Linked DNA regions of Homo sapiens: region 2 is linked to region 1. Evidence: read pairs that join two places in POLR2A ChIA-PET (ENCODE). Cell type or tissue: A673. All regions are shown on one strand. Links, peaks and the distances in the headings refer to the core of each region. The heading gives the core; the rest is flanking DNA.

The links. ChIA-PET counts read pairs that join two places held together with the same protein. Peaks named below come from ENCODE experiments on the same cell type or tissue, not always from the same donor. Only the 100,000 strongest peaks of a DNase experiment are listed, where the experiment ranks them.
Region 2: POLR2A ChIA-PET joins it to region 1 with 6 read pairs; 3 of 35 experiments call an interaction of 5 or more read pairs at or near these places.

The regions. Positions count from the first base shown.
Region 1 is chr11:108,907,720-108,913,069 of GRCh38, forward strand. The region is part of intron 16 of DDX10 (DEAD-box helicase 10); the gene reads left to right. Among named protein-coding and RNA genes, the nearest start is that of DDX10, 250 kb to the left of the region's middle. In A673, for the core only: no CTCF peak of the experiment used is centred there; no DNase peak of the experiment used is centred there.
Region 2 is chr11:109,956,203-109,961,552 of GRCh38, forward strand. All of the region lies in intron 1 of LOC105369484 (a long non-coding RNA gene), which reads left to right. Among named protein-coding and RNA genes, the nearest start is that of ZC3H12C, 130 kb to the right of the region's middle. In A673, for the core only: no CTCF peak of the experiment used is centred there; DNase peaks (open chromatin) are centred at 2,089 and 2,569; H3K4me3 peaks cover 665 bases; H3K27ac peaks cover 1,500 bases.

The DNA of each region.
Region 1 (5,350 bases), core at 277-5,276:
CAAAGTTGGGGTTTTCAAGTACACTTCAGCCAGTATATATTAGAGATGCACCAAATACATACACATTTGGCCATATGCCAAAGGATCAAGTATATAAATCAGTATTAACGCTATAACCCAAATCACCATTATAGAATAAATTTCTAGGAGGCAGATAAACTAAAAATATTGCAAAATATTTTTGTTAATATTACAACATTATTATTAAAAAGTGATGGGGCCAGGCTGTTAAAATTTAACATCATGGTGTGGGAACCATAATTTCTCAGCACTGTCAGTTGCTCTTGTGTTTCCTGTTCTGCACATCTGCCTTAGTAAATACATACTCACTTTCAGTAATGCATTTAATAACATCACTAACCTTTTTTGTGTTCATAATTCAGAAAAAATTTTAATTTCTTCTCTAAATAATTTAGTGCCTAGGATTTATAGCTTGGGGAAATCTCAAAATCAGTCTATCTTTAACTACTGAGGATGGTCAGCTATCCATAGCAATCAATTTTTATTTTAAATTTAAAAACTATGAAGAATTAATGCATTCTTGGAAAGTTGTTTTGAAGTTTAGTGGAAACAAAATGTGTTTTGATTACCTCACTTTTCTGTAAAATTTTCTTTTTAATCTTTACATTCCTTGTCGGAATCAAAAATAGTTTATAATAAATTTTGGAATTTTTCCTCTTCATGAAATTTCAAAGTTGACATTTTGCTTTTAATTCATACAATATGGGAAGACTTTAAGTCCTAAATGGAATTAAATAACTAAAATTTCAATTCAGTTCTTAAAGGTTATTTTGTTTTTATGAATGCTGTATGGCATGTAGGAACGTAATAAAGATAATTCTCTGTATTTAGGCTTCTAATATATTTTCTCACTGATAATCACTGACAGCCTAGCATGACTAGGGCAACAAATTAGGAAATTTGTTTTAAAAATCAGGCAGTGGGTCTCTAATACATTAAATATGTTTTTACTCTTGTGTCCCATTTATATTTGGTGTCAGACAACAGACATTACCATGTACTTTGCTGAGTTCTGGGGGAATGGAAATGAAAAGTGTGTTATTATGTAGCATATTTTAGGGTGTTACTGTGTGCCAGGTACTCTAAGTGCTTTACCTATGTTGTTTCATTTCACCTGCACAGTCGTCCTGTGAAACAGATGCTTTTTACAAGTTTTACTGAAGAAACGATGCTTAGAAATACTTGATGACTTGTGTTATCAGGTATAGTATAAAGAAACATGTTTGGTCTTTGTCCCTGGTTCCTGGACAGAACACCCTTAAACCCCTGGGATTTCCTGAGTGACAGGAGTGTCTCTGGTTTTACTTAAGAAGTCACCTTTCAGCACTTGGCATTTATACTAATGAGGTGGCTTAGGGTGGCATCTCTAGATAGCTTCAGGGTAGAGGCTGGTTACCAGAAAGACCAAACAGTTGATTAGAGGGTGGAGCTTTTAGCCCTATTCCCCCCACCTCCCTGGAAGGGAAGGGTGGCTGGAGATTGAATTATAAAAGCCCTTGAAAAGTGAGTTCAGAGAGCTTCTGCATGGGCAGACACATTCATATGCTGGGACGGTGGCCCACCCAGGAAGGGCATGGAAGTTCTGTGCCCCACTCCCGCCCCTTCCCTTGTCCTGTGCCCCACTCCCGCCCCTTCCCTTGTCCTGTGCCCCACTCCCGCCCCTTCCCTTGTCCTGTGCCCCACTCCCGCCCCTTCCCTTGTCCTGTGCCCCACTCCCGCCCCTTCCCTTGTCCTGTGCCCTACTCCCGCCCCTTCCCTTGTCCTGTGCCTCTTCCTCTGGCTGTTTCTGAGTTTAGGCCTCCATAATAAATGGGCAATCATTAAGTAAAACCCTTTCCTGAGTTCTATGAAAAGTTGTAGAGAATTATGGAACCTGAGAGGGGCCTGTGGGAACCCGTGAATTTGTAGTCTACTGGCCACTGGTGTCCGAAGTGTGGGCAGTCTTGTGGGACTGAGCCCTTGACCTGTGGGATCTGTGTTAAGACACTCTGCATGGTTATTGTCAGAAATGAGTTGTATTGTTGGGCACCTGTTGGTACCTGTTGGATTGGTGTGAAGAGACACCATGCATTTGATGTTAGAAGGCACCACAACAGGCAAGAAGCAGCAGAGGGTGTTCCAGGAGAGAAATAGCATGCACGAAGACTTGAGGTGGAAAGAGGCTTGACTAGTGCCGGTATCTGAAAGAACGTGTTGTAAACAGGTGTCTTACATTATCACATGTGAGATTTGAAATCTATTTCAGAATTCTAATTACAACACAGAATTGGAGTGATCAGAATTGGGGAAAGAATACTTGCAGGAAGACGTATTAGGCAGCTGGCGCAATATTCTAGGCAAAAAAAAAAAAAAGGCTTGGGGGCCAAGGATAAGGAAAGTGGAGATTACCACATGTAAGGTATCATAGGAAACACCTGCATGTTTTACAAAGCTTATAAAATACACTTGATACTGGAAAAAACAAAAACACTGTATAGGCACATCCAAAGTTTTAATGATGAGATTTGAGATTCAGGGTGATGTAGGAGAAAACCCCTTGTGTATGTCCAGGTTTGTATGACCTTGGTAAGTAATTTAGTCATCAGAATCACAGTTTTGTAATTTCAAAAATGGGAACAATAAATCTTTTTGACCTACTTCATAGGCTTTGAAGATCAAGTAAGATAATCTATGTTAAAGCACTTTGTACGTTTGTTGTAGGAGAATGCCACATCTTATTTGTGTTTCTTGCCATTATCAAAACCAAAACAAAAATAACCAGTCAGGTAACATTTCTGTTTTGGGATATTTTCACCTGACCTACTTGTAAATGAGTTTTCCAACTAACTGTTTTAAGAAAAGTCATTCCTGTTTTAGGTGAAGTAATTTCCTCAGAGGTTCTTAAACTGTATTTCAGGAACTGCCAGTTATAGAGGTGACACTGATCTCTTCATGTGGGTAAAATACTCCCCCTTTCTGCCCAGGGCTTTAAGAGAGGAGCGTGCATGCGTGTGTGTGTGTGTGTGTGTGTGTGTGTGTGTGTGTGTGTGTGTGTGTGTGTGTGTGTGTGTCTGTGTGTGTCTGTGTCTGTGTGTGTCTGTATGAGGATGATAGGGGGTTCTTGTTTTGAGCAGGCTGGAAGGGTGGAGAAAGATGAGAGAACTAGTCAGTGAGGGGGTAGTGGTGGTAACTTGCAACTTGGAAATATGAAGAGAAAGAAGCATGTTGACAGCCAGAATGCATAATCAGTCGGCCACATGTTAGGGGATCCATAAGGTGAAAACTGCTTTCTATCTCTATCAAATGTTAGACATTTAGCAGGGCTTGTGGAATTGATTCGCTCTTGATTGACTGCTCCCCAGAAATAGCAGAACCTGGCTTTCATTTTAATGCTTATGTGGGTAACGGTTCTAGAACAGCTCATTTTGTTATCAGGGCAGGGACATGATTTTGTTCACTGCAGCATGTCCAGAACCTAAAAGTGTGTCTGCTATACATAATAGGTGCTAAATAAAGATTTGTTGAATGAAGACATCTTTGTCTTAATCCATTTGTGCTGTTATAACAAAATACCTTAGATTGGGGGTAATTTATAAACAACAGAAGTTAACTGCTTGCAGTTCTAGAAGGTGGGAAGTCAAAGATCAAGGTGCCAGCAGATACAGGGTCTGGTAAGGACTTGTTCTCTGCTTCATAGATGGTACCTTCTTGCTGTGTTCTTCACGTGATGGAGGGGCTGAGCAAGTTTCCTCAGACCTCTTGTAAGGGCACTAATCTCATTCAGATAGGCTCTACTGTTAGGACCTAACCAGTTCCCAAAAGCTTTGCCTCCTCTTCTTTTTTTTTTTTTTTTTTTTTTTTTTTTTTTGAGACAGGACCTAGCTCTATCACCCACTGGCGTGCAGTGGCATGATCTTGGCTCACTGCAGCCTCTGCCTCTTGGGCTCAAGCCATTCTCCCACCTCAGCCTCCCAAGTAGCTGCAAACTATAGGAGCGTGTCACCATGCCTGGCTAATTTTTTTGTAGAGATGAGGTTTCACCATGTTGTGCAGACTGATCTCGAACTTCTGAGCTCAAGCAGTCCATCTGCCCTGGCCTCCAAAAAAGCTTTGCCTCTTAATACTATCACTTTGGGGGTTAGGTTTCAACACATGAATTTTGTGGGGGACACAAACATTCAGACCGTAGCATGTTTTTGTAAGGCATCCTCTCAGTGTTAATTAAACTGCTGTCTTCTTGGTTTCTATATTTAAGAGAGGTCTGATGTGTACGACTAAGCTTCTGTGTATATTCTCTTAAATATATTATGTACCTGTCTCAGTCACTTTGGGCTGCGGTAACAAAATTCCATAGACTAGTAATTTAAATAACACACATTTCTCAGAGTTCTGGAGCCTGGAAAGTTCAATATCAAGGTGCCAGTAAATTTAGTATCTCCTGAGGGCCTGTTTACTGATTTGTAGATGGCTTCTCACGTGGTGGAAGGGGACTTAGCTAGTTCTCTAGTTCTTCTTTTAAGGGTGCTAATTCCATTCATGAGGGCTCCACCCTGATGACCATCACATTGGGATTAGGGTATGGACATATGAAAGAAGAGGGGTACAAACATTGTGCATTATAATACCCCTGTAATCCATAGAGTCTAGTTGATTCTCCTTCCTTAATATTTCTCATACCGATCCTCCACCTTCATCTCCACTGCCACTTCCTTCATTAATTATTATAGTTTTAAAACTGATATCCTTCCTTCAAATGTTATACCTTCCAACCACCCTTTCTATTGCTGCATTTCTAAGGTACTAATTTAGTTTCCTGCTAAAATGCTTAAACAGTTTTCCCTTACTTACAGCAGTGAGTTTCCAGCCATGGTGTCCTAACACACTGACATAACTGGGAACGGTGTCAGGCAAACTTGTCTTCCATTTGATTCCTAAATTAGATAGCTACAAAGATAAAAAAGCTACATACCCTCCTCACAATTTGCCCACAAGGATATTCCTGTGGAGAAAGGACAGACAAGAACTCAAAGTCATCCCTCTGCTCATGTGAGAAAAATGCTTATCTGAGTGTTTCCTCTGCCCTATTGCTTCACTAAGCCAGACTAAGGCATGAGTGACTATTCCTCTACCTCCACCTCACATGTCAATTGTGTATTTAGTAAGAGGCTAATCAGAGACTCAAAAGAATGCAATTGTTTGTCTCTTATCTACCTATGACCTGGAAGCCCCCTCCCTGCTTCAAGTTGTCCTGCCTTTTTGGACAGTTGTGAGGTGATAGATATTTCAGAGAATATTTGACTCATGAAAATAAGTCAAAAGGAGGTAAAAACGAGGATGGTTCTGTCAGCCC
Region 2 (5,350 bases), core at 142-5,141, 1.0 Mb after region 1:
TTTCCCCCAGTTCTTTGCTCTCAACAGTAATTCCCTTTGCCATAACTTTCTGTTTTCTGCAGTGCCAGCCAGTCGTGACTGGTTGTGGCATCTCTAACAAAAGATACTGGATGTTGTTTTAAAGTCCCATGGTTGCATTTCAGAGCTAAAAATAGGACTATGCTATATCATCTGATATTTTCAGATGATCAGCTACACCACTTCCCTCCTTTCTGAAACTTACAGAGGTAAGTGAATTTTAAAATTTTGTTCTTTGAACAGCTCACTTTAGAGAACAATAGAGCCATTACACAAGCATACTTAATTTCAACTCTATACATTTAGCCCATTTCCCCCAACCCACTTTCCCCTCATTTCATGGGCTACTAAAAATATAGAACTAAATAGTGTGGCCCACCTGGAAATGAGTGTGTACACTGTTTAGCCTGAATGAGTGCTTGTGTGTGTTAAAGGAACAGGCTGCCTTCCAGGTGTCACCTCACATTTGGTTTCATTTTACTTTTCTCTAGTCATATGCCTTTGCCCTGACTTCCATGCCTGTTTTTACATTTTATTTTACAGAAATTATGTATTTCTGTAATGCAGTTTATAAAAATGATAAGAATATTAATCAATGTGCTTACTTTCATCAGCTTCAGTCAAACTTCTATTTACCCATCTTCAAATTATTTGCTCAAATTATATCTACAAGGCAAAAGGAAAGTAAATAAGGAAAGAATCCTGCTACTGAGGATTAAAAGCACCTTTTACATAATAACTAATGAATTTTGCAGACTGGCTGTGAACATGGCTGACAGCATCAAATAGATATGCCAGTGGTGAATTTTTGCTCTGTCCATGTGAATATAACCTTAATTTAAGATCATAATAAAATTTGAAACAGTGAAACAAGAGTGAGATTTAACCTCATTAAGATCAGGGAGCACATCTTCTTTCAATAACTATTTCAAACACGTTTACATATAGACTCACGCAGGCAAAGTAACCACAATTACTGTTTTTAAAGTGAAATACGTTAATATGTTACCTATTCTACAGAAACACGTAAGAACCTTCGGAAGCAAAATAATAACATCATTTGAAATATGAATAGTTACCCGAAAACCTATAGCAATCCAAAGCCAAATTTAAGATGAACAAACTTAAGATGTCCAAAATTTAAGTTGAGACAGCCTTTTGCTCTTGGCAAGCTACAAAATAAATACAAGTTCCCCTCCCTTTATGTCACACACACAATTTAGGGGAGCTCACTTGGACAATATTTGTACTGTGATACATAACGTCATCTAGAATATAAGTCAGAGTACCCAGCTATTTCTCTCTTTTGTGATTATTCACTTTAAAATTACAAGTTCTGATTCATTTTTAGATTTCAAATGATCAAAACTTTTATCTGTTTTTAAAATGCCTATATTCCTTGGTTTTCTCTAATCAAGGAAGTGAATAGGTATCTTAGCAAGAGAGGTCATGGGGAAGATTGCAAGCATTATACTATGCACTGTTGAGTGGGTTCAGAATAGTTTATATTATCATAAAAACAAATTGACATCAATAGCATAATTGCTGCATGAATAATCTTAGAACAAGTGAGACCTTTCAAGGCTTTTTTATTGTAAGCAATCATTATGCTCACCACATAAAACAAATGCCTTCTGGGAACTTTTAAAATAAGACTCAGCTTTTTCTAGCTTGTATTTCTTGGTTTCAACATGAGATATCTAAAAGATGAAAGAAGCTGTTCTGGCTATAGGGATAATACTGTGTGTAGCCATGGGTGATTTATGCAGTAAATTAAGGGAAAAAGTTGCACATGTAATGAGATATTGGTGAGCGAGTTCTCATTACCATCATAATATTTGGCACCAAAATTTAATAACTCCTTTTGCATGTGAATGCAAAAAAAGAGCATTTTAACATTAATTAAAAGCCCATAATCATACTGGATGAAAGAGAGAATGTTAACCCAACTTTACATATGAGATACGGAGTCACGGAGATTAAGAAAATGACCCAGGCAGATTTTTTAAATTATTCATAATGCCACAATATGTCGATGGTGAAAGGGAAATCAGCATAGACTCCCACAACTACCGCTGTTCTCATCATTGCCTTGTATGGAACAGAAGCCTGGTAATTAGGGCTTCTGATTTCTACAGATGTTCCCACTCCCTCTTCTGCCCTGCATTCCCTCAGCGCTAATGAATTCAGTATTAATTTGCAATCGATGATTGAGAAAATAAAAAGCTGTCTTCAATTCCTTTAGGGCAGAAAACAGTTCTTTAATTTTCTCTGAATTTCCCCATATTTCTCTGGTTCAGCTTCATGAAATGTGCAAGCAAAGAGTTCCTAGGTTGAGCAAACTTAAAGGGGTTTCTTTACTCCAAAAATTCTCGGAGCCTTGACTATACCGATGTACATTGCAAAGCTCCAAGAAAGAAATATTACTTGCAGATTTATGTGACCACAGAATCTGCGTTTCATGGATGTGGTAGGCAGAATAATGGCCTCCCAGAGATGTCCATTTCCTAATCCCTGGAAATTTACAAGGCAAAGGGGATGGAACTTTACAAGGCAAAGGGGAATTACAGTAGCAAATGGAATAAAGGTTGTTAATCAGCCAATCTTAAAATAGTGAGGTTATCCTGGATTATCTGTGTGAATCCAATATAATCACAAAGGTCCTTAAAACTAGAACCGGAAGGCAGAAGACAGTGTCAGAGTGATTTAGCATGAGAAACACTTGACCAGTCATTGCTGGCTCTGAAGATGTCAGGAGGCAGAGGAGTATGGGAAGCTCCAGCCTCCAGAAGGAATGCAGCACTGCTGATACTTTTATTTTAACCCAGTGAGACCTCTTTCAGATTTTTACCTCCAGAACTGTAAGATAATAAATTCGTGTTGTATTAAGCCACCAAGTTTGTTGTAATTTATGACAGCAGCCATAAGAAACTAATACAGTGGGGCCCATTAATGTCTTACTAATACCTCCCAGAATTATAGTTCTGTGTTACAATTTTTAGAGAAATGCTATTCAACCTGTAACAGGGGCCCACATCAGACTGTCAATCAATAAATATTATAGACTGAATAATTCATTTTTTTTGTATGAGAATTGTTAGTATTTGGTCATTAAGCCAGCCCATCTGTTAGCCTATTTCACTATCTTTGCATTTTATAACAACAATTTCTACCAGCCATTTTGAATCATGAAGCAAAAATGCATTTACTTTAAATGATGCTAAAATAAACGGTATGGAATAGATTCAGTGCATCTCAAATTTTAATGTGCATGCAAACCACCTGGAGAATCCTCTTAAAATGCAGATTCTGATTCCGTAGCTCTGGCATGAGAACTGAGAGTGTGCATTTCTAACACGCTCCCAGGTGACACCAATGCTGGTGATCTGTGGACCAAACTTTAAATAGCAAAGAACAAAAGAGGACAACCCCTGTCATACCCTCTATTCCCTGCCATAGAAACCTTTCTGTTCTCCCTGTAGTCCCAGCTACACGGGAGGCTGAGGCAGGAGAATGGCATGAACCCAGGAGGTGGAGCTTGCAGTGAGCCGAGATAGTGCCACTGCACTCCAGCCTGGGTGACAGAGCGAGACTCTGTCTCAAAAAAAAAAAAAAAAAAAGACTTTTCTGATCTCCCAGGTGGAATTAGGCAAATCCTCCTTGCTCTGCTTTTAGGACCATTACTGATCCCAAACAGAAAATATTCAAGGAATTTTAGTTTAATACTTAGAAGACTCAGCTTCTAGTTAATACAGTATATTTGTAAATTATAAAATAAATATAGTCTCATGAAAGACAATTCATAAAATAGAAGAAAGAGTAATTTTAATCATCCACAGTCTCAGCACCCAAAGATATGCCTTATTAACATTCCAATGTCTTTCCTTCAAGACTTCTTTCTCTACAGAGATTCTGTTTTACATATTTGACATCATATTGCATATCTCAATTTTTTAATCAAACATCATGTATGCACATATATACATATAAAGTGGTGACAGATTGAATTATTGGTCTCAATTCTTCACTCCTCTCTAATAGAATTATATATCCACACTCTTGCCACTCTGGGGAAGAGCATCCCAATTTTTCTCCCTTCTAATAGAAATATGTCTTTACTTTCGCCAGGCTGGTGAGCAGAGAGTTATTCCCAACACCTTGACTTTGGGATTAATCAAGTGATTTACATTGGCCAAAGGGTTATTAGTGGACAAATATTTTTTAATGTAGGTTTTATTATTTAAGATATGGCAAAGCCAACAGATCAGGAGACAGCTACCACTGTAAACATAGTTTGTTACACTCAACAGACCCCAAGACAAAAGGGCATGCCACACCATAATGCAGGGCCACATGGGGAAGCACCAGGGTCAGTCAAGGGCAGAGGAAGCAGGGAGAAGATTTTATTGTCATTTCTGCGGGAAAAATAATGGGCAAGGCAGGGTAAGCAGGTTTAGGATTGGCCACTTTGAATAATTTCAGTGGACTCTATGGTACAGTTGTCTGGTATTTGGTCCTGGAGTATCGGCCCAGAATGTAAGAGTTCATTAATGGAGGTGTTGGGGGGTATGAGCTCTGGAGTAGTTGGTTTGTGTATGAAAGGTGCACTCTTAGGCCAGTAGTTTGCTATCTCTAGGAATTAGCTAACCCTGGGAGAAGTAGTCACTCCAGGGTCAGCAAGGCCCCAAGATGTCAAAGCATCAACAAAAACAGAGTATAAAGACATGATTACCACAGCATGATGCAAACAAGGGCTTGGAATGTGCTGATGTGGTTGGGCTTGTTCTCTTGCAATGTGATTGTCTGCAATGAGAAAAGCTCATGCAGCCAGGGTTGCAGAACAACCACACAGGGAGCAGGCCTGGACCCAACTCAAGGTCAGGAGCTAAGCCCAGCTGACTCCCAGCCAGCAGCGGAGGCAAACCCCGGCCAGTCCACATAAGCCAGAAACTAATGCTTACTGCTGCCTGCCTCTGAGATTTTGTGGTTGTTTGTTATAGAGCATTATGGTGGCAATAGCTGAATATGTTGGAAGTGGGGTCCTGCCATAACAAATCCCAAAATATGTGCCATCAGCTTTAGGACTGGAAATTAGACAAGAAGAATATTGTTCTAAAAGCCTGGAAAAAATGGTGGTCCATGTTATATAGTAGTGAAAGTAAAGCATTTGTTTTAACTGTTACTTTCAATAAACCAAAAGACAGACAATGGACCTGATAAAGTTGGGATGATGACCAAGCAAGTTTCAATTCGCAATGCTGATAGGGTAAGCGGGTTGTTGAATTGCATTTGAAAAGTTATGATAAGAGATGGGTTCTGTAATGGTTAATAT